Linked DNA regions of Homo sapiens: regions 1 and 3 are each linked to region 2. The links are chromatin loops, found by intact Hi-C in ENCODE. Cell type or tissue: PC-3. All regions are shown on one strand. Links, peaks and the distances in the headings refer to the core of each region. The heading gives the core; the rest is flanking DNA.

The links. Peaks named below come from ENCODE experiments on the same cell type or tissue, not always from the same donor. Only the 100,000 strongest peaks of a DNase experiment are listed, where the experiment ranks them.
Region 1: a loop joins it to region 2, with 2.4 times the contacts of the local background. A loop is called at or near these places in 7 of 110 quality-filtered maps.
Region 3: it touches region 2 in a loop (2.0-fold over the local background); 13 of 110 quality-filtered maps call a loop at or near these places.

Annotation. Positions count from the first base shown.
Region 1 is chr1:224,376,643-224,387,406 of GRCh38, reverse strand. CNIH4 (cornichon family member 4) reads right to left here. Exons shown (of 5, transcript NM_014184.4): 5 at 7,955-10,764. WDR26 (WD repeat domain 26) reads left to right here. Exons shown (of 14, transcript NM_001379403.1): 14 at 1-2,261. Among named protein-coding and RNA genes, the nearest start is that of MIR4742, 16 kb to the left of the region's middle. RefSeq lists enhancers at 9,351-9,440, 9,811-9,860. In PC-3, for the core only: no CTCF peak of the experiment used is centred there; no DNase peak of the experiment used is centred there.
Region 2 is chr1:224,451,364-224,462,127 of GRCh38, reverse strand. It overlaps a transcript of CNIH3 not described here. Among named protein-coding and RNA genes, the nearest start is that of WDR26, 22 kb to the right of the region's middle. In PC-3, for the core only: CTCF peaks have their summits at 4,199 and 4,402 (motif pointing right); DNase peaks (open chromatin) are centred at 4,487, 5,087 and 7,257; H3K4me3 peaks cover 1,075 bases; H3K27ac peaks cover 2,355 bases.
Region 3 is chr1:224,404,957-224,409,956 of GRCh38, reverse strand. All of the region lies in intron 7 of WDR26 (WD repeat domain 26), which reads left to right. Among named protein-coding and RNA genes, the nearest start is that of MIR4742, 9.1 kb to the right of the region's middle. In PC-3, for the core only: no CTCF peak of the experiment used is centred there; a DNase peak (open chromatin) is centred at 2,196.

The DNA.
Region 1 (10,764 bases), core at 2,431-7,430, 75 kb after region 2:
CTGTACATACTGGTACTTATTTGCTGTAAACGTCTGTTTCATACATTTGCCATGCAGTGACTGTGCTCGAAAGGTGAAATCAATGGTAAAGAAGCCTAGGATTTTATGGTATGAGAAACTGATCGCAGGATTTTCTGATCCATAGCTATTAATTGAAAACTTCTGATAGTGCTGTAGGCTCTATAGTAGGCTTAAGAGTGAGTCTTATACTATGAAGCCAGCCACAAGATACTAACAAATGTATAAATTGAAAAGTACCAATACTTTTTGCACATAGATCAAAATAGAGTGGAGAATTTGGGCTCCAAAAATCAGGTTAGTAGGCTCATTTCCATGTGCTTAAAAATGTTTTTGTTGTTATGCATTGATTAAGGGCTAGAGCAAATATAAAATTAAATGTCTTTTTCCTCCAAATAATTGGTTATTAATGGTAAAATGTTGGACTTGGGGATTACTGAGATTAGTATGTGGGTAGTAAAGAATTGGAGTGGGAGTTAGTGGGGAGGGATGACAAAGCTTCAGCTTTGGTTTTTGTATTTTTTTAGTCTTCATAACAGCTACATTTCTGTTGCTCTTATTGGCCAGATAAATGTGTTATATTAAACCAGGTAAGTATTTTAAACAGAGAACATTTTATTTGCATATATCCCTACAAATTGGCCCATTTTATTGGGTGGGGGGATAAAAAAGGGATTCCCTAACTTTAAATAATCAGAATATCCTGCAATTGAAAGGAGAAAAAAATCCAATTTTGTCAGTATTTTCTTAGTCTGAAAAAAACAGCAGTAGTAATCTGGTGAATGTTATTATTAGGAGTGTTCTGCCTCTACAGTGGCATATTCCATGACATTAATAGAAAACCCTTCTTTCCCACCCCTCCCCATCTTGACATTTTCTTTTTTAGGATGTTGGTTCCTGCAAACAAGAACTGACCCTATCACCTCTGCCTCACAGTGGGTAAATATATCATACATCTCTTGAAAGGGAAAATATCCATGTCAGTTTCTTTCACAGTAGAAGAATGGCTGCTTTTGAATGGGGAGGAAAGAAGACATTTTTCTTAATATCCTTTTTGTCCCATCTCTAAAATGTATAAATATTTTGATTTGGTTTTACTTTAATTTCTCATTCATAATTTCGCAACTGTCCTTTTGGGTTGCCCTCCAACACATTACTTCCATTTCAGAAACCATATCTGATTTAATATAAACTGCTAACTTAAGAAGAGGTGAATTTGCATTTACACTTAGACACTTTCTAAAAACAGGGTGAACTTAATTGAAATTTTTCAGTGTTGTTAAGCTATTGTTATAGTAGCTGCCCTATAGTTACAAAAATAAAAACTATAAAAACCCATCCCCTATCTACTTAATCCAGATAGCCTGGATTTAACAAAACCAATAGTATAAAAATGTGTGTGTGTGTTCTGTGTGTGTGTGAGAGAGAGAGTACTTGATTCATTAAAAAGTCCTGGAAACAGCTGTTCTAGGATCTTGTCATTTTTACTGAAAGTCTCGTGCACATGTGAAGTGCCCTCTGAGTTTAAGGTTTGGTTAATACTGGTATATTTTTATAAGATTGAAATTGTGTCCCCATCTTTAACTTAAACATTTTCATTATCAGGGTCAATGTGCTAGAACTGAATTGTAACATTTTTAGGCACAGATGGAAAAAAATGTTATTGGCTCCTTGAAAATGTGTGTGTGTGGCGAGGGGAATAGATCCACAAAAGCATGTATGTACTTACAAACCAAGCTGTAGAGATCAAGAAAAGAACTTAAGTGTTGATCTCAAGATTTCTAAATTGTCAAGATTTACATGGCATTGTGGTGGAACTAGTTAACACTTAGAGCTTTTGGTATGTAATAACTATTTGCTATGGACTGATTAAATGTTTCAAAAGATTGTGTTCTTCAATTTTGGTGGGTTTTGATTTTTGTTTTTTTAACTGCCTCTCAGATTATATTTACTTAGTTTAAATTTCTTTGCTTTATTCATTAAAGTATAAAAACTTCAGGTCTCTGATATTTATTTTCACTTGTTTACTAATTATTTACAAAACACCCTTTGTTGACTTTTATTTTATAAATGTGTAATGTATTAAACGTCTTTAAATTTTTGTTCAACTGAAACTACATTAACTTTGATTTGCTTTACTGGGATTTTTTTTTAAAGACACTTTTTCCATGTCAGTGCGCAGCACTTAACCAGTCGTTTGTATTCCCTTTCTTTCAATCCAATAAACAGAATGAATACCTAAATAATTCTTGGTGTGTTACATCTCCTAATATCCATTAATCTGAATGTTTAAGTAGTACTCTTTTTGCCTAAAACATTTGCTGATTTTTTATGTATTTTAGAGAGAGTCTCACTGTGTTGCCCAGACTGGACTTGAACTGCTGGGCTCAAAATATCCTCCTGACTCAGCCTCTCAAAAGTGCTGAAATAACAGACACAAACCATCATGCCTGGCTATGATTTGCTGAATTTGCCTTCCATATATGTACCTAGAGTTTGTGAGTGATAGCTAAAGAAGCAGTGGTTAGTCTGTTGGGATCATCTTTTTTTTTTTTTTTTTTTTTTTTTTTGAGACGGAGTCTTGCCCTGTCGCCCAGGCTGGAGTGCAGTCGTGCGATCTCGGCTCAGTGCAACCTCTGCCTCCCGGGTTCAAGTGATTCTTCTGCCTCAGCTTCCCAAGTAGCTGGGACTACAGGCGCCCGCCACCACGCCCAGCTAATTGTTGTATTTTTAGTAGAGATGGGGTTTCACCATATTGGCCAGGCTAGTCTCGAATTCCTGACCTCGTGATCCACCTGCCTCGGCCTCCCAAAGTGCTGGGATTACAGACGTGAGCCACCGCGCCTGGCCTGGGATCGTCTTTTTAAGGGCCACTGTGCATTCATGGATAAACTTAGAAAAATTTTAGGAGTATTTGCATTTCAAAGGAATTGCATGCCCTATTTTGTTCAAAAATAAAGTTCAAATGTGAAAAATAAGTATTTGGCAGCCGACTAATGGTGAGTGTAGCTGTGAGAGGTATTGCTTCCATAGCTCACGGCTTAGAAAATCATGGTTTGCAGCTTCCTCTGATTAACAGGAAAGAGAAGGAAGAAGTTTTTCTACTTGTTTTCTTTAAATACAGCTATACCTTAACAGCAGATTTAGCTAATTTAGTCAGTTTATTCATCTACATTTAGAGTTCCATGCCAATTCCCAGGACCAGGTATAGAAATTTTCTCAGTCTTAACAAATCTAAGAGTACAGATTTTTTTTTAAAATACAATCTGGCCGGGCACAGTGGCTCACGCCTGTAATCCCAACACTTTGGGAGGCTGAGGCAGACAGATCACCTGAGGTCAGGAGTTCAAGACCAGCCTGACCAACATGGCAAAACCCCGTCTCCATTAAAAATACAAAAATGAGCTGGGCGTGGTGGCCGGCGCCTGTAGTCTCAGCTACTCAAGAGGCTGAGGCAAGAGAATCGCTTGGACCTGGAAGGCGGAGGTTGCAGTGAGCCAAGCTCGCGCCATTGCACTCCAGCCTGAGCGACAGTGCAAGACTCCATCTCAAAAATAATAATAAATAAAATACAATCTAATTCTCTTCCACTTAAGCAAAAGAAAAACTGGTATTTTATTACATCATTTAATGACTTCTCTTTTCCAAAAAAATCTAAAACTTAAGATTCAACAAACAGAAGTATTCCCCTCATCATATCACATCGTTCAAGAATCTTTGTTGTTGGTTTTGTGGCAGTAGGCTCTTCTCCCTCAAACTTGATTAGCCTACTTAAATGAGCTTGCTATATATGAAACATTCTAGTCATGTACTTAAAGTTATTAAATCAGCATGTAATTATAGCTAATGTGGGAATCAAAAGGACAAATAGCAAATTTTCAATCAAGTTTATTTTGTTGTGTTTTGTTTCTTGTTCTCAGATGAGACAAGTTTTAACTTCCCTTTCTGATGTAAGGAGTAGTGGCTTCCTTGGTCATGATATTAAAGTTGGCGCAACTTTATGTACATTCGTCCTTCCTATATGATTAAGACTTTAGAATTCTTTCATACGCTCAGGAAAGACATTTAAGACAATTAGCCATGGTGATAGAACAGATCTGGAATAAAAGTGATTTCACTGCAACTTTAGCTTATTTTTAAAAACATAAGAAAATGCCTGTGTGGCTTTTTTCCCTACTGTTTTGAATATAAGAAATAGAGCTACACATTGGATTGGAAATTGTATTCCAGGTAGTTTCCAAATGTTGAATAATTTTCCCTCATCCCCCATAGCTGAAGAATATCAGTTTGTGTCCTAAGCATTCAGAAAAGGGATCCCTGATTTTATTAACATCAACAAAACTTTTTAAAAATCTTTTTTAAAGAACAGGCAGATGCACTTCTGATAGGAAACAAAATACATTTTGGATCTATATGCTATATTCTGTAAAAGAAAATTAACTGTAGATGAACATGCCTGAACCTTTCACAGGTAAGTATGTTTAAGTGGGCTTTTTTGTCCCATTAATGGATTTGCATGAAAAGACCTTTTCAGTAAGTTTCTGTTAACTTGTACACAAACTAAACAACTAAATTGGTTTTCCTTTTTCTTTCTGTTCTTCCTCTTAGTAAAAGTAGACAATTGGAGTGCCTGTTAGATGCCAGGCACTAAGCTAAGCATTTCACGTACATTATTTAACTGTCTACTGTAAACAAGTATTACTGCCCACTATTTTCCAGGTGATAAGCTTGAAGATATAACCTGTTATTCCAAAGCCTGCAATTTTAACCTCTAAATCCAAATGCATGTGAGTCAGTTGGGGGCTTTTCTAAGTTTCAGATTTCTGAGGCACCTTTCAGATCTCAAAAGGGAGATCTGGAATTTGTGTGTGTGTGTGAACACTCCAGGTAATTTTATTTTTAAGTTTTTTTATGCAGAGACGGGTAGGGGGAGCGTCTCACTTTGTTGCCAAGGCTGGTCTCGAACTCCTGGCCTTATGCAGTCCTCCCACCTTGGCCTCCCAAAGTGCTGGGATTATAGGTGTGAGTCACTGCTCAAGACAAGGTAATTTTATGCTGTCAGCCTGGTACCAATTCATTTGTTGGTGTTTGAAAACCAACCACAAGACCATAATGCTATGTTACATCAGTGAAAAGAACAAAAAGCAGGAGCAAGAAGGGCATTCGGAGGAACTAACCACATTAATTTTACACCTATTTCACATACACCTATTTGGTTATTGAGCAACAAGTATTCATTTGGGTGCTTACTGTAGGCCAATCACTATGAGTGTGAGCCATTCATATATATTCTCATTTAAATATCAAAGTAGCTTTGTGGGGCAGATATGCTAATTCTCATTTTACAAATGAGGGAAATAGGCTTTAAAAGGTATATGTATGAAGGAGCTGGGACTCAAACCTAGGTGCCTCTGAGCTCATGTTTTTAGTCACTACACCATATAATATTTCTTTGGTGTCTATAGATGGCCACTTACCTTGGAAAAATTGACTGTTAAAACTTGTCAAAGATAGATGAAAAGTTTAAGGCCCCACTTTGATTCTAGTGAACTCCTTAACTGACAGAAGGAAATGACACTTGAAATTCAGGAGACTCCTTCATATTGATTGCTTCGGGGTTTTTTGTTTTTTTGTTTTTTAAGTCTCGCTCTGTCACCCAGGCTGGAGTGCAGTGGTGGATCTCAGCTCACTGCAACCTCTGCCTCCCAGGTTCAAGCGATTATATCACGTCTCAGCCTCCAAGTAGCTGGGACTAGACACGCACCACCATGTCCGGCTAATTTTTGTTTATTTTTTATTTTTATTATTTTTTTGAGATGGAGTCTCACTGTGTTGCCCAGGCTGGAGTGCAGTGGTGCGATCTCGGCTCACTGCAACCTCTGCCTCCCAGGTTCAAACAATTCTCCTGCCTCAGCCTCCCAAGTAGCTGGGATTACAGGCACCCGCCATAACGCCTGGCTAATTTTTGTATTTTTAGTAGAGACGGGGTTTCACCATGTTGGTCAGGCTGGTCTGGAATTCCTAACCCTGTGATCCACCCGCCTCGGCCTCCCAAAGTGCTGGGATTACAGGCGTGAGCCACCGTGCCCCATTTTTGTATTTTTAGTAGAGATGAAGTTTCACCATGTTGGCCAGGGTGGTCTTGAACCCCTGCCCTCAAGTGATCTGCCTGCCTTGGCCTCCTAAAGTGCTGGGATTACAGGCATGAGCCACCGCACCCGGCCTGATTGCTCTAATTGTAAAACAGACTCAAGTTTTGTAGAGGGAAACCTCCACAACAAATTTTAATCTTTTTTCAAGAGACAGGGTCTTGCTCTGTTACCCAGGCTAGAGTACAGAGATGTGATCATAGCTCTCTGTAACCTTGAACTCCTGGGCTCAAGCCATCCCTCCACGTCAGCCTCCCAAGTAGCTAGGACTATATAGGTGCCTATATCGGCTAATTTTTTTTTAAGAGATGGGGTCTCACTATTTTGCCTAGGGGTGTCTCGACCTCCTGGCCTCAAGTGATCCTCCCACCTTGTCTTTCCAAAGTGCTGGGATTACAGGCATGAGCCACTGTGCCTGGCCTAGATACTTAATTCTAAGGAATTGCCAGTTTGTGTGACACTGCTCCTCTAGTCGCATGTGTTTTAAGAACCCTTATCTTACAGAGAAACATACTAAAATATGACAGATGTAACAAGGTCTGGGATTTGCTTCAAAATGGAGGGCAGTGGAGGGCAAAGAAGGTGGTAGGTAATGGATAAAAGAAGAATGACTGTAAGTTTATTTTTTTTCTCTGCTGTTTGAATCAGCAAGTATGACCGTAAGTTGATTATTGTACCTGGTAAAATAGAAAATTACCAACTAACACGGGTAAATCCTATTACTCTGTCCCAGAAAGTTGGCAAATTTATATAAAGCTACCCCAGAGGATTCAACCTGCTCCACAGGTCTCTTTCTGATAGATACCAGTGGCAGTCAAATGTGTTACTTTTAATTAAGCAACACGAGAGGTTCAATTCTCACCCAGTTTGCATCCAACCTGTGAAATAAGATCTAGAAAACAGGAATTAAAGTGTATGTTCAACTAACTCACATTCTAACTAGGTGCTAACGTTTAATGGGAACTGATATAGATGAAACCAAGATTGCTCCATAACGGATGTAGCAAACCAAATATACAGCAGAGGAAGCCACAGGCAAACCACTGAGTTCTCTCTCAGCCTGCTGATTCCGACCACCCACCCACTCACTCTTCTCCACCCAGCTTCAGAGGGAAGCAATTAAAAATAAAAGCAGCCTTTACCCAAGAACTTATTAAAGAGCACCTGAGCTCAGAACCAAGTTAGCTCAGTGAACAGTCCCTTCAGCATGTCCAGACCATTATTGTGATTACTGTAGTGAAGAATGATAACCCGAAAGCTTTGAATGACCTTCAGTCATTAGACTGTATTTAACTGAAGCAAAAAAAAGTTACCTTTTCAAAAATTCCTGAAAAATATGGCTTAGATCCAAAAGGCTTCATTTACCAAGAATATTTCAATCTTTGCTATACTACATAGTAAAATAGTATATTTGGTTTAAAGTACATAAACTCAGGTGACAAAGATCCAGATATTGTAGAATTTCAAACTTACCTTCTCTATCTTGCTGCCCTTTTCCATATATTAGAACAAGTTTATTTAGATTTTGGGGACAACTAATTATACCTAGTATATAATATTTCTCACTACTTGACAAAGTATTACCTGTTAGCAAAGCTGATTTCTCCAGTCTCAAGTGAACCAGTTATAGCCATTTCCTAGCCTAGCATGTCAGAATATTTCATAATGTGACTGTCTTGAAAACAAAGATGGTCAACTTTGATTATGTTGCTCCATTGCTGCTTCTCTGACTTAAAGGCCATCAGTTTGACTTCTTGCTGAAAAAGCAATAGAACACCACAATCAGGTTTACTTATTCACTCAACAATCATTTATTGTTTGTGTGCAAGGCACTGTGTTAGGTGCCAAGAGCAGAAGGAAGAAGATACAAATATGAATGGGCATATTCTGCCCTCCAGGAACATACAATCTAAGAGTGATTAATTGCATACAAATAACTGTAATACCAGATAGAATGTGGTAAGTGCCATGGGAGATACTACTATAGGAAGCTTTCTTAGCTCTTAACTTCAAAGACCAGGTCAGGTTTTGTCCTACTGTAGTCTGTGGCAGGCATGAAAAGGCAGCTGAGGGGACCTGCTAGGCTTTGATGAACTGAGCTGCATCTTGGATTTCGCTTCCTCTTCTTTCTCAGCCGAGGTTACGGTGATTAGCAAGGGCAGTTGCTACCACTGAAAGGATAGAAGGAAAAAGGCAAGGGAAAATGATACGTACTAAGATGCACATAGGAGCACTCGATAGTAGTCTATGGACCGGGCCCTGGGTACTGCCATTATAGAGGGAAGGGGAAGAGGAGTGGTAAGGGAGAGAGAACACTGGACTAAGCCTCAGCATTCAGATGTTCCCAGTTACAACACCCTGAACGATCTCTAGGCCTCAGCATTCAGATGTTCCCAGTTACAACACCCTGAACGATCTCTAGGCCTCAGCATTCAGATGTTCCCAGTTACAACACCCTGAACGATCTCTAGGCCTCAGCATTCAGATGTTCCCAGTTACAACACCCTGAACGATCTCTAGGCCTCAGCATTCAGATGTTCCCAGTTACAACACCCTGAACGATCTCTAGGCCTCAGCATTCAGATGTTCCCAGTTACAACACCCTGAACGATCTCTAGGCCTCAGCATTCAGATGTTCCCAGTTACAACACCCTGAACGATCTCTAGGCCTCAGCATTCAGATGTTCCCAGTTACAACACCCTGAACGATCTCTAGGCCTCAGTTTATCTTTGGGATGAGGGAGTTAGACAAAATGATCTCTAAGGTCCTCTACAACTCTCCAATCAATGAAAAGGGGAGAACATTTATAGCATCTTAAACATGGCTTTTTAAAGTCAGTGCTTTTATCCCCCTTTCATGATTTGTAGAAGTGCCCCTAAAAAAATTGTTTTTGAGCTGGGCGTGGTGGCTCACACCAGTAATCCCAACATCTGGGAGGCCGAGGCAGGAGAATCGCTTGAGGCCAGTAATTTTGATACCAGCCTAGGCAACATAGCAAGACCTCTGTCTCTACAAAAAATTCGCTGGGCATGGTGGTGTGCACCTACTCCCAACTACTTGGGAAGCTGAGGCAGGAGGACTGCTTGAGTCCAGGAGTTCAAGGCTGCAGTGTACCACGATTGCGCCAGTGCACTCCAGCTTGGGCGACAGGGCAAGACTCTGTCTCTAATTAAAAAAAAAAAAAATTTAACTACAGTGATCCCCCACTTTCCTGGCTTTGATAGACAAGCAATACAAGAAGGAAGAGTTTTTGTTTTTAACCACAGCTAATGTTTCAGAAGTAAGGAGCTTTGACCTCTGTTATAAACATGGCACCTTTCTGATTTGCTTAGCCTCAGCAAGCCTGATGTACTGTAAACTGACAGCCCAAAGGCTCTCTCAACTGCATGAGTCACTGTTTTGGTTACTAAGAATATCTGAATGAGAAGGTGAAACATTTTGGTCAAAAGTCATCTACATGGCCAGGCGCAGTGGCTCACACCTATAATCCCAGCACTTTGGGAGACCAAGGCAGGCAGATCGTTTGAGGTCAGGAGTTTGAGACCAGCCTGGCCAACATGGTGAAACCCCATCTCTACTAAAAATACAAAAATTAGCCAGGAGTAGCTAGCCGTAATCCCAGCTACTTGGGAGGCTGAGGCAGGAGAATCGCTTGAACCCAGAAAGCAGAGGTTGCAGTGAGCTGAGATCACACCACTGCACTCCAGCCTGGGCAACACAGCAAGACCCCATCTCAAAAAAAAAAAAAAAAAGATCTCTACCGCCTTTAAGTAGCTTATCTCTCAGTTGCAAGGATTTAAGTTCTCCAACAGCTTCGTTGCTTTAAAAAGCTTGAGCAGAACATGAAGAGGCACAGGAAGTTAGGAGGAAAGGCAGAGTGAAGGGACTGTTTTCTAAGCAAAAGCTGCCTCAGAGGGAAAAGGTATGAAAAAGAGATGCAAGCAAAGTAATGTCTGTTACACAGCTTCTTGGCCCTGTGCCTGACAGAAATATAAGATTACCACAAGGAGCAATTTCTGTGACCCCAAAGAGGCCAGCAGAGCCAAGTTCACTTTGCCTACCATTTCACCGTTCCTTTTGTGTGTTGCCAGGGCACTACTTCCAGCCTTGAAACATGGTCTGTCTGCACAGGGAGTTTGGCTTAGTGGCTCCCTTGCTTCTGCCAAGGCTAGACCTGGTCAAGGACTAAAAGGACATGTAACATTTAATCTTTTGGGTACCACACACCCTGTTTAGCCACCCAATTCTATCTCAACTAGAGTGAATAATGCCTTTGGATTCTCCCACAGAACACAGTCATGTTTTGCCCAAATGCCAGTGCTTAAGATAGCAACATTAAACCACAAACTAGGACTGAGGATAAATTGCCAGGTTTATTTTACCCTGTAAGAGCTGGCAAACAGAGCTAAGGAGGTGAACTGCTCTCCCACCTGCAAGAGTTTACAATATAACTCCAAGGAACAGAGTTTGGTTGTATATTGCTATGTCCATGAAATGGCTTGCATTTGGTCTCCCAGTTCACAACGTGGTCAGTGCAGAGGGATAGAAGTGTTGATCTGGCACCACGTGGCGCACCAAAAGGCTCAATTTCACAGA
Region 2 (10,764 bases), core at 2,474-7,473:
CCAACGGTGCGGATGGTGATAATGGGGGAGGGTTTACATGGAGCAGGGCAGGGTGTATATGAGAACACCCTGTACTTTCAGCTCAATTTTGCTGTGAACCTACAACAGCTCTAAAAAGTAAAAGTCTTTTTTTTAAAAAAAAGGAAAGAAGTACTGATAAATGCTACAACGTGGATGAACATTGAAAACACTGTGCTAAGTGAAAGAAGCCAGTCACAAAAAACTATATACTGTATGACTCCATTTATATATGTCCAGAATAAGTAAATATATAGAAAAAGAAAGTACATGATTAGTGGCCTACAACTGAGGCATATGGAGGAGAGAATGGGAAATGACTGCTAATTGATATGGGTTTTCTTTTGGGGTGAAATATTCTAAACTTAGATTGTGGTGCTGGTTGTTGCACAACTTTGTTAATCTACTAAAAACCAATGAATTGTGTCCATTTTAAATGGGTGAATTTTGTAGTATGTTAAAATCTTAATAAAGATGTTTTAAAACTGTTTAAATCACTATGGTAACTGAAGAAATCATTTATGTAAGGTATATGCATGTGAGGAAGAGATATATACTCAGAAGTAAATACATACGTCCATAGGTTCAATAAATTCCTTTTAGTTATGATCTTAAATCAGAGGTAAGCAAAGGGAAGCAAGTGTGCCTTGTGTGCTGATACTATTCTATAGAATACTGGTATGCTTATCTCCCCTTAAAGAAAGGGGAGTAAAAGCCATACTGGCTATAAACTCATGTTGTTTAAAATGTATAATGCATCAAAAATAAGTCTGTATTAAACATCCTTTGTTTAAAATATACAATGGAGGCCAGGCACAGTGGCTCATGCCTGTAATCCAAGCACTTTGGGAGGCAAAGGTGGGTGGGTCACTTGAGGTCACGTGTTCGAAACCAGCTTGGCCAACATGGAAAAACCCCGTCTCTACTAAAAATATAAAAATTAGCTGGGTGTGGTGGTGGGCGCCTGTAGTCCCAGCTACTCGGGAAGCCAACGCACAAGAATTTCTTGAACCCAGGAGGTGGAGGTTGCAGTGAGCTGAGCTCGCCCCACTGCACTCCAGGCTGGGTGACAGAGTGAGACTCCATCTCAAAAAAAAAAAAAGAAAAAATTAAATTTAAATAAAATATACAATGAATTAAGGGTAAAGTCATAATAAAAACAACTGGCTGGATGCAGTGGCTCTCGCCTATAATCCCGGCTACTCACAGCTACTCAGGAGGCTGAGGTGGGAGGACTGTTTGTGCCCAGGAGTTTAAGGCCATAGTGAGCCATAGTCACGCAATTGCACTCCAGCCTGGGTGACCAAATGAGACCACATATCTAAAAAAAAAAAAACCCAAAAAACCTACCACATGATCTAGCATTCTACTGCTGGATATATACCCAAGAATAACACAAAGGCACATACACAAATGTTCAGAGTAGCTTTATTTTAATAGCCAAATATTGGAAGTGATCCAAATGTCCATCGACAGGTGAATGGATTAAACAAACTGTACAGATGTGGTATATCCATACAATGGAATGTTATTCATCAATAAAAAGAAAAGAATTGACACACACAAGACACAAGAATCTAAAAAATAATTATGCTGCGTGAAAGAAGACAGACAAAAGAAGAGCACGTACTCTATGATTCCATTTATATAAAACTTAAGAAAATGCAAACGAATCTGCAGGGACAGAAAGCAGTTCAGTGGCTGCCAGAGAGAGGGTTTTCTCAGGGGGAAGAGGCCTAAGAAAACTTTTGTGGGTGATGGATATGATCCCCCTGTTGATTGTGGTGACAGTTTCACAGATGTAAACATATGGCAAAACTTATCAAATTATCCACTTTAAATATAAGCAGTGTATTGTATATCAATTATACCTCATTGTGGCTGTTTTAAAAAGATGACTCCAAGCTTAAGAAAGATAAACCAGGAGGGGTAGATCATGCCTGTAATCCTAGCACCCTGGGAGGCCGACGTGGGTGGATCACTTGAGCAACCTGGTCTTAAGCTCAGGAGTTCGAGAGCAGCCTGGGCGATATGACAAAACCCTGTCTCTACAAAAAGTACAAAAGTTAGACAGGTGTAGTGGCATGGGGCTGTAGCTCCAGCAACTCTGGGGGCTGAGGCAGGAAGATCGCTTGAGCCCAGGAAGTTGAGGCTGCAGTGAGCTGTGCACATACCTCTGCACTCTGGCTGGGTGACCAAGCAAGACCCGGTCAAAAAAAAAAAAAAAATAGGGGTTCCATGACTCTAACAACCCCTCCCCGCCCAGGGTGTGCAGGGGAACTGAACCAAGAGCCTCATTCCTGGCCTTGCTTTTTCTGAGCTCAGGCCCAGGGCTTTGCACAAGCTCAAATGTGCATTTTACAAAGGCAATCAGAGCAGCCTGTCTCTCCTCTCTGATACTTCTGGGCCCTCCACATCGCTACCCCCATATTTAAACGGAAGCTAAGAGACACTACTATCTATGTGCTTATGAAACCCCAGCTTCACTCCACCCCCACCCTGGGAAAGACTTCAAATTCAATAATTCTAAGGAGAAAGATAAGCACAAACAGATCTATTTTATTCCGTGTACAAAGTTCTAACAGAAGAAATGCCTCGCCCAAGATAGAAGTTGTTATTTCTTTCTTTACTGAGAGGTATTTGCCCCTTTGCCATAGTATAGATGAGAACAGGAAAATACTTGGGATATCGCTGAGGGTCACGTTATCTGTTATAATGAGGTTTGGCTCCATGGAATAGAAAAGTTGTTTTCATACTGCAAGGATTTCTTTTCATCACTTTGTTAAAGACCCGGAATAAACAGTCAGGAACTGTTTTGGCAGCTCTGTGAAGTCATCAGGGTTTCGGCCTTCTGTTTCCTCCAGCATGTGACATCCATCCTCAAGGTCACATGATGTCTGCTGAAGACTTGATCTAAGCAGTAGAAGGAAGAAAGAGGGGAAGGCAAAGAGAGGGGCCCTGGATGTCCTAGAAGATAAAAGCCAGGCTACCAGAGAGGAAGTCAGGTGTTTGGCCATTTGGAGTCAAACAGATAATAGACACTGGAACCAATCCTGGGATGGCATTTAGGCACCTTGGAGGGTGTGCCCTAAGAGAGCTGATCACTGGAGCTGAACAGGGCCTCTGGGTACAAGGACCACATAACAGTATGGTGCTTAAATTTTCCCCTTTTCTTGAAAAGTTGCTGCAAAGCGCTCCCCTCCTAAGTTCTGGCCCCGTCTTTCCGGGACTGTATTAGAAGTGCAAGCAGGGCCTCTCCTAACTGTGGACCAAACAGGCACTGGGAGACCCCACTGACACTTTCCCTGAATACCTCGCATCTTCCTCTGAGCACTCAGCTACCCAGTGTGTCTGATACCCATGGTGATTTGGGTATGTGGGTGGATCCAAGCAAGACAAAAGTTTGCTGTTCCTGAACACACACTTGAAAAGTGGTAAGGTCTCAACAAATTCATAAAAGTGAGTTCAGTATGTTATCATTAGGGGGAGTAGTAGGAAAGTGGTAGGAGGTCTGTTCAACAGTGGAAGGTTGGAATCAGACAGTAACAGCCACAGAGAAGGTAGTCAAAGGGTGGTTGCTGTCATCAGACCAGGCTCTCCTGCCCACCAACCGCAGGCCACAATCCCAGCCCTTCTCTCTGATGTCAGGAGCTGGGGAGCATCTGCCTTGCCAAGCCTTGTGCGATCGGCTCCTGGCAGCCTCACACCTGGTAGGATGAGGGACGGGGAGTGAGCCAGAGCCCCTCTGCTAAGCATAACTTTGGTAAGTGGGCAGCCTGCCCCTGAAGAATCAATACTGACAGAGCACTGCTGCCTTCCCTGCTGACCACACAGGGACTACGGGACCTTTCTCGGCTTTGGCACCCTAGCCACACGATGCCCCAGAACCAGTTTCTACTCAGCTCTGGGCTCTCCCACCACTGTCAGTGAATGAGATCAGAGTGAATCCAGCCGTACGTCACTCCTTAATACATTCAAAAGCACAGAGGACGTCCCTGGATGCAAAATCAGGAGAGGGTAGGAGCCCTGGAAGGGAATATCCTGCCCAAGTGCAGTACTTCACTATAATTATTACAGTAATACACTATTTCTGTTTAAGACCATTTCAAAGGGCACTAACTGGCATAAAGTAAAATAAGTCTGCTTCCTCCCCACACCTAGCTGCACTCTCTAGGGACCACCATGTATAGCTTCTGGTATACCTTTCAGAAATTTTCTATCCTAGTGTATTCTGTTGAATGCATGTGCAAGGATTTTACTTATAGATCATTCAACTAACAATAATCACTAATTTATAAAATGCATATTATTGACACTGACATTGGAGGTGGAAAAACAACTAAAAATGATAAAAGTGAACGTTTAATTCTTCCAGAGTGCAGTTTTTGAAATGACCACCAGGTGTCAGAGTTATCAACAGTAATCCCCAAATTACGACTGGAAAGTTACAAGAACAGAAAAGTGCCTGGCTGGAAATGAGACCGCGAGATTCCTCCCTTAACAGGATTCCTTGGCCCTTTGGCCCAATATTTCGTCTACTTAGTGTTGCAGGGAGGGAGGAAGGGAAGCTACAGACAAAAAAAAAAAAAAAAAAAAAATCCCCAGACCACAGATTCCCATTCAGTTGGGTACCCTTTGATCTTTAGAGAAGCTCTGTGAAAGCACTGTTAAATTTTACATGGGAAATGTAAAGGCTAGGCAGAGTCAGTCCTCCTACAGCTGCAAGGCTACTTTTGGAAGCCAGAGCTATCTCCTTCCTTCAGTAGGGGCGGAGAACAGAAGAGGACACGGACACACACACACACACACACACACACACACACACACACACACAGAGAGAGAGAGGAGGGCTCAGCTACGGCCATCCTTGTTTTAAAAGGGAAAATCCAATTCTGTTTGTAGGAGCACCTCCTAGTTTACCACCACCATCTCTTACTCACTTCCCACTGACTCCTCACATGCACTTCCTCTACCAGGCCTGACCTGCCTGCTGTCCTGAGCTGCTGACCTAGAAACATTCGACCTCCATGCTTGAGAGCAGGGTGTGGACCGTCTCCCCTCGCCACATCCAGGCTGTCGTCCAGGGGCAGTTACACCACCCTTCCTCCAGGGCAGAGGCCTGAGCGGGGTGGCCTTGCTGCTCCCACGCCCTGGCACCACATGCCTAGCTCTTGTAGAGCCAACATACCATGGAGGGCTCCAGGCGACTCCCACACAAGCCTCTTCCTGTATCTTCTTGGATCACTGATACCTGCACTGGCAGACCAGGAGAGTGAAGCAGTTACGACAAGGCCTTGTGCAAGGAGGGCACGAGAATGGCACAAGTGGCTGCAGAGTGAGCTAATGTCTTCCCTGGGAGGGCACAGCTGAAGAGTGTCAAAAAGACAGGGGGAATCTTTGGCCGGGCACAGTGGCTCATGCCTGTAATCCCGGCACTTTCGGAGGCCGAGGTGGGAGGATCTCATGAGGCCAGGGGTTTGAGACCAGCCTGAGCAACACGGTACAATCCTATCTCTACAAAAAATACAAAAATTAGCTGGGTGTGGTGGCACGCACTTATTGTCCCAACTGCTTGGGAAGCTGAGGTGGGAGGATGGCTCGAGCCCGGGAGGTCCAGGCTACTGTGAGCCGTGACTGCACCACCGCACTCCAGCCCAGGCAACAAAGTGAGACCCTGTCTCCAAAAAACACTTAAAGAAAGAAAAGAAAGGGGAATCTTTACATGTCCCATTGGCACTTGTCTAGGCTGCTCCCTGGACCACATCTCATGTCTGAGCTATGGGGCTAGGGAAGGGATCAGACAGGATTCAGACCCCCTACACACTGGAGCTTTTTGTGGATGGAACGTTGCTATGCAGAACAATGCAGAGCTTGTGAAAAGAAGCAGGAGGTGGTGTGAGGAGAGGGGAGCAGGGAAGAAAAGAGTGCCCTCTTCATGGACCATATTATGCATGTTTCAATCCTACTTGAGATGTGACTTCCACGATTTCTGACAGATTAAGGTGACCTTTTTATGTGAGTTGAGTAACCACATCTGCTAAACTGGCACATCCCATATTCACCACATGAAGCAACAGTAATTACTTTAGTCACTATACACTTTAAATGCTATATATAGAGAATTTAAAATGATACACCTGTGGTGCCACAAATATAATGTCAGTTATTATTAAAACACTGGTAGTATTCATATTCAATATGACAATACACTATGTTTGATGTTTCAAACATAAGGTTCAAGCCAAATGCTTCATATAAAAATATCAAGGGGTAAAACAATGTTTATACCTGGACCACCATTCATTTACCATGACTGATATAGTAACTGTTGCTTTAATGTGGCCGACACAGGTTTGGCAACTGAGATTTTCCTCCATTATCTTATAACACATAAGGGGTACAGAACAGAAAGAACCTCTCATAATGCTATTCCTATTATATCCCCTTCCTGAGTAGGGTCAGACTAAGCCTTGGGCAGGGACCACCCAGCATCACCCTCATCTACACTGGGTGTGTCTACCTCAAGGAAGGGTTAATAATGGGCCTCCCCTCTGGGCACTGAACTCACTGTTTGGTGACATTTGGATAATCCTGGGTCTACTAGATTCCTGGTAAGTCAAAGAACATTCCAAACCTCTCCAAAGTCTTCCTATCAGTCACAAGTTCTACTTCATTAGGCCATTCAGATGGTAAGGGTTTCACAAGGCCAAGACAGACTTCACTGGTCTATGTGTATCCTGAGGATGGGGTGGTGAGAGGAGGAGGAGGGTGGATTCAGGCCCCCACCTCACTCATTCAAATACAGATGGTCCCTGACCTATGATGGTTCAGCTTACAATTTTTCAACTTTATGATGGTGTGAAAGCAATACACATTCAGTAGAAACCATACTTTGAGTACCCATACAACCATTCTGTTTTTTTACTTTCTGTACAGTATTCAATTACATAATATTCGACATTATTATATAATAGGCTTTGTGTTAGATGATTTTGCCCAACTGTAGGCTACTGTAGTGTTCTGAGCACGTTTAAGGTAGGCTAGGCTAAGCTATGAAGTTCTGTAGGTTAGGTGGATTAAATGCATTTTCGACTTACAATATTTTCTACTTACAATGGGTTTATTGAGATACAAACCTACTGAAAGTCAAGGAGCATCTCTGTACCTGCTTGCCACCACCCCCTCCAGGTTATTCATGCTTTAAGTAGGTGAGTCAGAGGAGGTGGGTGGTTATATTTGGTTTTGCCATGTGTATGGTATCCTAATGACAGTGACTCCTCCCTCTAGTTAATCCTTCCACAAGCGACTCCACCTCCAAGCCCTGCACTCAGCCAGGTAAAATGCCTAACTGAAAATCTCCGGTCTCTTCACCAGTACCAGAGGCCGATTCTCTTCTAGAAAGCAAGGAAGGAAATCATTGATGTGAACACAGAAGCAGAAGACTTTCTGAGCCAGTCACGAGCTTGGGTGCAGAGTGAGGCCAAGCTCAGACAGGTCACTGACCATAATTATCCCTCCCATAAGGGCAGCCTTCCTCACCTGCAGCCACGCAGCTTCTGAGGCAGTGACAAATAGCTGTGCCTGTCGAAACTACAGAGGAAACATTCCTCACCAGGTCTCTCAGTCCAAGCTTCAGGGACGGGACCAGAAATGTAAACAGACTACACCAATAGAAACAAGAGAGAACTGGTTCTCCTGCTCTCTGGATGGTTTATGACATTTCAATTATGTTCAACACAATATAGTTGAATTATTTTTAACCTTACCAAGCCTCCTAGCTTTGCAAAAGAAATATTAGTTGATAGAGTGGAAGGACAGCTAGAAGCAGAGATCTGAAAAAAAAAAAAAAAAACTTACTAGTAGAAATGAGCCTGTAAATGATACTACTCACAATATTGGGTAGATAAAGCATAGCACCTTTTACTCAAGGAACCATGAGTAAGGGACATTTTGGGTGTTGCTTATTTGTAATTTACTTCTTAGAATAATATAGTGCGTTTTCTTCAAGCAGTTTTGCTGTTATTTCAGCAAACGGAAGAGAGGAAACCTCAGTTCTAATTTCCCCAGTAGCTGTGCTGTCATGATTACCATCCTACTAGAACAGTTCAAGATAATTCTGCCTAAAGTTAAGACAGAGATTCTTAATGCGCAATCTTTTGGACAATATGACTAGTGTCTAAACAAACTGATCTCGGGTTTTAATAGTTCTGTTGAGGGGAGGGAGGATAAAGAAGGGTCCCATTTCTTCTCTTTGTTTCACTTTTCTTCTCCCCTCAATGCTATGAAAATCTTTCAAAACTTGTCAAAGGTAGCAGGGCACCTGTAGTCCCAGCCATGAAGGAGGCTGAGGCAGAAGGATGGCTTGATCCCACAATTTTGAGGCTGTAGTACACTTTGATCATGCCTATGAATAGCCTGCACTCTGCATTCCAGTCTGGGCAATATAACAAGAACCCATCTCTAAAAATTAAAAAAAAAAAAAATCCCACCTTGTCAAAGGCATGCAACAACCTCACAGTGAAATATCCAAAGTTCTTCTGATTATGGTGTTAGAACTTAGCATAAGAGTTGCAACTTCCAGTGACTACAGGTGCCAAATAGATTTGTTTCATAGTATCATGAAGCCAGGTAGAGTGGCTCACGTCTGTAACCCCAACACTTTGGGAGGCCAAAGTGGGAGGATCACTTGAGCCTAGGAGTTCAAGACCAGCCTGGGCAACACTGTGAGAAACCGTTTCTACAAAAAAAAAGAAAAAAGAAAAAATGGCCAGGCATGGTGGCTCATGTCTGTGGACCCAGCTACTCAGGAGGGCGAAGCTGGAAGGACTGGAAGATGGGTTGAGCCCAGGAAGTCGAGGCTGCAGTGAGCCATGATCACACCACTGCACTCCAGCCTGGATGACAGAGACAGACTGTCTCTCTAAAATAAAAATATATATACACACAATATATATATTATATGTGTATATAATACATATAATTTTTTTTTGAGATGGAGTCTCTTTCTGTTGCCCAGGCTGGAGTGCAATGGCGTGATCTCAGCTCACTGCAACCTCTGCCTCCTGGGTTCAAGTGATTCTCCTGCCTCAGCCTTCCCGAGTAGCTGGGATTACAGGCATGCGCCACCAAAACCGGCTAATTTTGTATTTTTAGTAGAGACGGGGTTTCTCCATATTGGTCAGGCTGGTCTTGAACTTCTGACCTCAGATCATCTGCCCGCCTCAGCCTCCCAAAGTGCTGGGATTACAGGCACGAGCCACCGCACCTGGCCATAATCTTAAGCTATCTTCTTTTGGCCCTGAAACCCTTTTTTTTTTTTTTTTTTTTTGAGACAGAGTTTCGCTCTGTTGCCCAGGCTGGAGTGCAGTGGCGCGATCTCGGCTCACTGCAAGCTCTGCCTCCCAGGTTCATGCCATTCTCCTGCCTCAGCCTCCCGAGTAGCTGGGACTACAGGTGCCCATCACCACACCTGGCTAATGTTTTTGTATTTTTAGTAGAGACGGGGTTTCACCGTGTTAGCCAGGATGGTCTCAATCTCCTGACCTTGTGATCCGCCCACCTTGGCCTCCCAAAGTGCTGGGATTACAGGTGTGAGCCACCGTGCCCGGCCAACACTTTACTTTTTAAAATATCCATTTCTTCTTGAAATACAGCCCACTTTGCTAGGCACAGTGGCTCACACCTATAATCCCAGCACTTTGTAAGGCTGAAGTGGGTGGATCACTTGAGGTCAGGAGTTTGAGACCAGCCTGCCCAACATGGTGAAACCCTGTCCCTACTAAAAATACAAAAATTAGCCGGGCATGGTGGTACGCGCCTATAATCCCAGCTACTTGGGAGGCTGAGGCAGGAGAATCACTTGAACCCGGGAGGCGAAGGTTGCAGTGAACCGAGATCGCGCCACCGCACACCAGCCTAGGCAACAGAGTGAGACTCCATCTTAAAAAAAAAAAAAAAGACATTGGTAAAGGAAATAGTTCACTTTCGTCTTAATTCTACTATTAGAAAAATAATAGTGCAACATGGAGGAATTTCAAAAGTAAAAATAAATACAAGTGGCAGCTGACAGTCAACCTCAGTATCTGGGAGGCAATAGGAAAGCGTGGCGACTCTGGTAATTTGAAAAGCACATAACCTGTATAGAAGCAGAAGCCACTATGAACGCCAACCATCTGTTTTTCAGAAGTGTGGATCCAAGTCTTTGAAGAGAAACCAGAAGTCCAGATTCCTATGTGTAATCTGTCAATTTTTAAATATGGACTATTAGCTTAAAAGAAGTCATCGGGTCACCACTTTGCTACCCCACTTTACGAACCAGAAGCAATCTGACTGGGGATAGAACTGTTCTGGAAGTCAGGGAGCCAAGACTGTTAAAGCCAGCTGACACCAACCTATTTTCTTCCCCTGGGCCAAAGATCTAATCATTCTGGGCCTCAGTTGCCTTGTCTGAAAAGTTTAGAGGTCCAAAATTCCTTTCAATCCTAAAATATGGCATATGGGTGAATAAGTTTTCTAGATAGTCAATACTCACAAGAATAACCAGGAACATAATTAAATGAAAAACAAAACTAGATCATTGTGCCATAGCAGGCTCTATTACATTGTCTAGACACAGCCTTGGTGTGACCAAGCTATTCGGTTAACATAACCACAAGAATGGGAACACTTTTATCAGAACAGATCTAGTTTCCAATATCTACCCACCCACTGGGGAGAGAAAAAAAGTATGGATCTCTAGTACATCAT
Region 3 (5,000 bases), core at 1-5,000, 50 kb after region 2:
CTCAGGATAAAGTTTTGGGCTCCCGTGTTGAGAAAAATAGAAAAAGGGAGCCACAGATGGAAATAATTTTTTTTTCTTTTCTTTTTTTTTCTCTGAGACAGTATCTCACTATGTCCCCCAGGGTGTAGTGCAGTGGGGCAATCTTGGCTCACTGCAACCTCTACCTCCCAGGTTCAAGAGATTCTTATGCCTCAGCCTCCCAACTAGCTGGGACTACAGGCAGGCACCACGACGCCCAGCTAATTTTTTCATTTTTGAAGTAGAGACGGGGTTTCACCATGTTGGCCAGGCTGGTATCATATTCCTGACCTCAGCTGATCGCCCACCTCGACCTCCCAAAGTGCTGGGATTACTGGCGTGAGTCGCCATTCCCAGCCTAACAGTTCTTTTTAGAAGAGAAGTGAATTTGAGAGCATACACCAATTCTTGCATACCTATGTATGCTACAAACAATGAAAGGTAAATAAGATACATTCTTTACCATAAAGCAGTGGTTCTTTACCTTTTTTTGGTACCACGTACCTCTTTGGCAGTTTGGCAAACCTATGGACTCTTTCTCAGAATATGTTTAAATGCATAAATCAAAGCACATAGCAAGGCCAAATATATGTTATGTATTCATTACTAAGGAAAGCCAACTATATTGATATGTAGTTAACATAGTACAAAAACATTTTTTATTTTTATTTAATGCTTTATTAATGCATTAAATAATAAATTCTAGCAGCAGATATAAGTACCAGAATTTTGAAGTAGTGATGAGCATAAATATTTCAAAGTATCTGCAACAACTATAATATGATATGAAAAGATGTAAGATTTCTCTTGTTAATGGAGTCACCTAATACTACCTAATTTAGTATACTAGCTAGTATACTACCCACCACTACCTAATATACTACCCTGTGTAATTACTAATATACCCAGTACTGCCTAATACTACCTTGTTAATTGCCTGCATTTGAGAGTGAAGGAAACACCAAATTTCAGGCTGTGTTTAATAATAATAGAGTTGTGTCTTTTTCTCATTTAAATTCATAGACCCCTGATTCTATCCCTGGACCCATTCTTGTAGATCTCAGGTTTAAAATTCCTGTGAAAAAAATGTACCGTTTAAATGAAAACAAAATTCAATGAAATAAGCATGATACATAATAGATAATACATAAAGTATTATGAAAGCGCAGGGAAGCTTTACAAGTCGAAATACCTCTTGAGAGTCTTACTGCGCATCACACAGGTGGACAACAGGAAAGTGGCATTCTAGGAAGACAGAAAAACCTCTTGCCCTCCTGTCCAACTCCAAAAAAAAAAAAAAAAAAAGAATGGGATGAGTAATGGCAGAGTGGGAGATTAGACTAGAAAAAGAGTTTGGGATCAAATCATAGCCTTTGCATACTATTCTGAGTTCTGTTTTCATTCACCAGTCATTTATTTGCATGATATATGAAAAAGAAGGTAGTAATACCAAAACTGTGCTTTATTAGTTTTTCCTAGTAGCAGTGTATAAGAATCCCCTTCATTTAGCCAGTATTTATTAAACACCTGTTGTGTGCCAGGTCTTTTGCTGTAGACAGACTAAGCACATGATAATACACCGTAATTTATAGTGGGTGCTACAGGAGCTCATCAAAGAGAGCCTACTGGAACAGCAAAGCTAGGGAAAGTAAGAAAAGTAAATATTAGGTGAAGAAGAGGTAAAGAACTATTTAGGCAAAACTAGTTAGGATAGGCCCTTGGGCAAAAGAAAACGTAACATGGCATTTAGGTGGTTTGGGGGAAGAGTTTTAGGTAGACTAGAGTTGAGGTTAATTAAATAGCAGCCAGATCAAGGAGGAGCTTTTGTATTCTTTGCTAAGAAGTTTAGACTCTTATGCCAGTGTTTCCCAGAGTGTTTTTGCAGGAATAATGGGTATGCAGAATTAATAGGTGTTACATGTAAAGGGCTTTTGTTGCCAGATTAGCTTGGGAAATGCAGAGTTAATGCTTACATTCCAATATGAAACAGAGAGACTTTTAGAGACTGTAATTTTTAGATAGCTGTATTATAGTGAGTCCTCTGGGACTGTTTGGTTCTTTTGGTATGATGGTATTTTTGTTATGTCAAATACTGTCTGAAAAAATTATAAGAAAATATGTGTTCTTTTTGGCCGGGTGCGGTGGCTTACCGCTGTAATCTCAGCACTTTGGAAGGCCGAGGCAGGTGAGTCACCTGAGGTCAGAAGTTCAAGCCAACCTGGCCAACATGGTGAAACCCCATCTCTAGTAAAAATAAAAAAAATTAGTCTGGCATGGTAGTGCGTGCCTGTAGTCCCAGCTACTTTGGAGGCTGAGGCAGGAGAATTGCTTGAACCTGGGAGGCGGAGGGTGCAATGAATTGAGATTGCGCCACTGCACTCCAGCCTAGGCGACAGAGCAAGACTCCATCTCAAAAAAAAAAAAAAATTTATATATGTATATATATATATATGCCCTTTTTGAACGTGTGTGTGTGTTTTAATGGAGAGAAAAAAGTACATTTAAGAGAGCCTTAAAATTTGAGTTGATGTGATTCCAATGCCTACTTTCCTTTAACAGTTTTTCTTTGCCTAAAAAAGATGAATTTTACCCATTCCCCGCAGAATCCAAGCAAGGTCATATAGGCTCCACAAACATGTTATTTCCACTTTGAATAAATTAGTATAAAGGCACTGTGCTAATGAAGATATAGTATTGTTTTTGTTTTCAACTTTATCTTTTATAGGATTATATTTTTTTCATTCATGTACATAAAAGTTTTTGAGTTATATATATATATATATATATTTTTTTTTTTTTTTTTTTTTTTTTTTTTTAAAGACAGAGTCTCGCTGTGTCGCCCAGGCTGGAGTGCAGTGGCGCAATCTTGGCTCACTGTAACCTTCACCTCCCGGGTTCAAGCAATTCTCCTGCCTCAGCCTCCCGAGCAGCTGGGATTACAGGCACCCACCACCACACCCGGCTAATTTTTGTATTTTTAGTAGAGACAGGGTTTCACCACATTGGCCAGGCTGGTCTGAAACTCCTGACCTCAAGCTGTTCGCCTGCTTCAACCTCCCAAAGTGCTGGGATTACAGGCATGAGCCACCACACCTGGCTGAGTTAAATATTTCTAAAGGAGTTTGTCTTCAGTTTAAAAGCAAATCTTTGTGTTGATCTGGGGCAGTACTGTGAATGAAAATTTGTTCCTGGAAGATCTTGAGCTAGTCAGGAAGACTTGACTTGCTTAGTAAATTATTTAAACCATTTTGACCTAATGATATTGCTGATCTAATACAAATACCTCTTACCCACTTCCCAAAGAAGAATCAGAAGTAGTCGCATTGTTAACTATTCAATTTTATCAAAACAATGGTGATTTGGACTAGATAATTGTATGAATGATAAACTTAGGGTTCAGTGAAGAAACAATAGTGTAAACATAATCCATTTTGCAATGACATTTCTTAGGAGGGGAGGAATCTCCAACCTAATTTTATCAGACTAGTTCCCAACTTTTTTCAACTGCTGGTGGGTCATCCCATTGGAATTTCCCCCCCATCCCCCCAGGCTCAAAGCTAAACTCAATAAATCTTAAGACTAAAGTCTAAAACTTACTGTTTCTTCCCACCTTTAGTCAAATTCTTACTTCCTCTATTTCTTGTAAACATCCATCCCTATCCCCTAAACCAGAAATCTGGAGGTTGTCTTTGAAGATTTTTTGTTATTTTCTGTCATGTCATTTTTATCTCCACAATATCTTTTTTTCTTTTTATAACAGGGATCTCCCTATGTTGTCCAGGTCGGTCTTGAACTCCTGGACTCAAGCAGTCCTCCAGCCTCAGCCTCTCAAAGTATGGGCATGAGCCATAGTGTCCAGCCCAAAATATCTTTTGATTCTGACCTCTTTTAGTCCTTAACATCTTACGTTAGGGCCTCATTTTTTGGGAACTGACTGTGAACTATGTATGGCTCATTATGGTTCCATTGTCCCTTTATGGTTGCCTTATCCTGTGTCTTTCTGATTCATCTTCCACATTGTTATCCTAGTTCTCTTCCTAAAGCCAAATATCACACTGTATATTCCCTAGCTTACAAATTTTAAGTGGCTTTTCACACACAGGGAAAATGTAACCCCTTAGCCTACAACAAACATGTCAACTCTTGCAGCCTTGTCACTTGCCACGTCTACATTTGCACTTCACAGTTCAGCTTGCATAGCATACAATATGGGCTTTTAAGTGAGGCAGCCCAGATTCAAATCCCCATTGCACTACAAACAGGCATGTTTCTAACCTTTCTAAACTTTCGTTTCTTTCCCTATAATATGAGAGGGGGTAATATTCTAGATTTGTGAGAATTAAATGAAGTATTGTTTATGAATAGTGCTAGTAGTGGTTAGCATTAATAAGTGGTAGCTTTGCTGGTAGGATTGTAAAATGGTGCAACCACTTGGAAAACAGTTTGGCAGTTTCTCAAAATGTTAAACAGAGTTAGCATACGACCCAGAAATTCCACTCCTATGTATATACCCAAGAGAAATGGAAACATATGTCTACACAAAAACTCATACATATTCATAACAGCATTATTCATAATAGCCAAAAAGTAGAGAAACAGTCCAAATGTTCATCACCTCATGAATGGATAAACAAAATAATTATACTGTTAAATATTATTCAGCAATAAAAAGAGATTAAATACTAATACATTCTATAACACGGATGAACCCTGAAAACATGCTAACTGAAAGAAGCCAATTAAAAGAGACCACATCATGTATAAGCCTATTTATGTGAAACGTCCAGAATAGGCAAATCTATAGAGACAGAGACAGAAAGTAGTGGTTGCCAGGGGCTGCAGGGAGGGGTATGGCAGCTGCTGATGGGTAGGAGGTTTCTTTGGGAAATGATGAGAATGTTCTAAAAATTAGATGGTGTGATGGTTGCACAACTCTGAATATACTAAAATATACTGAGTTGTATACTTTAAAAGGATGAATT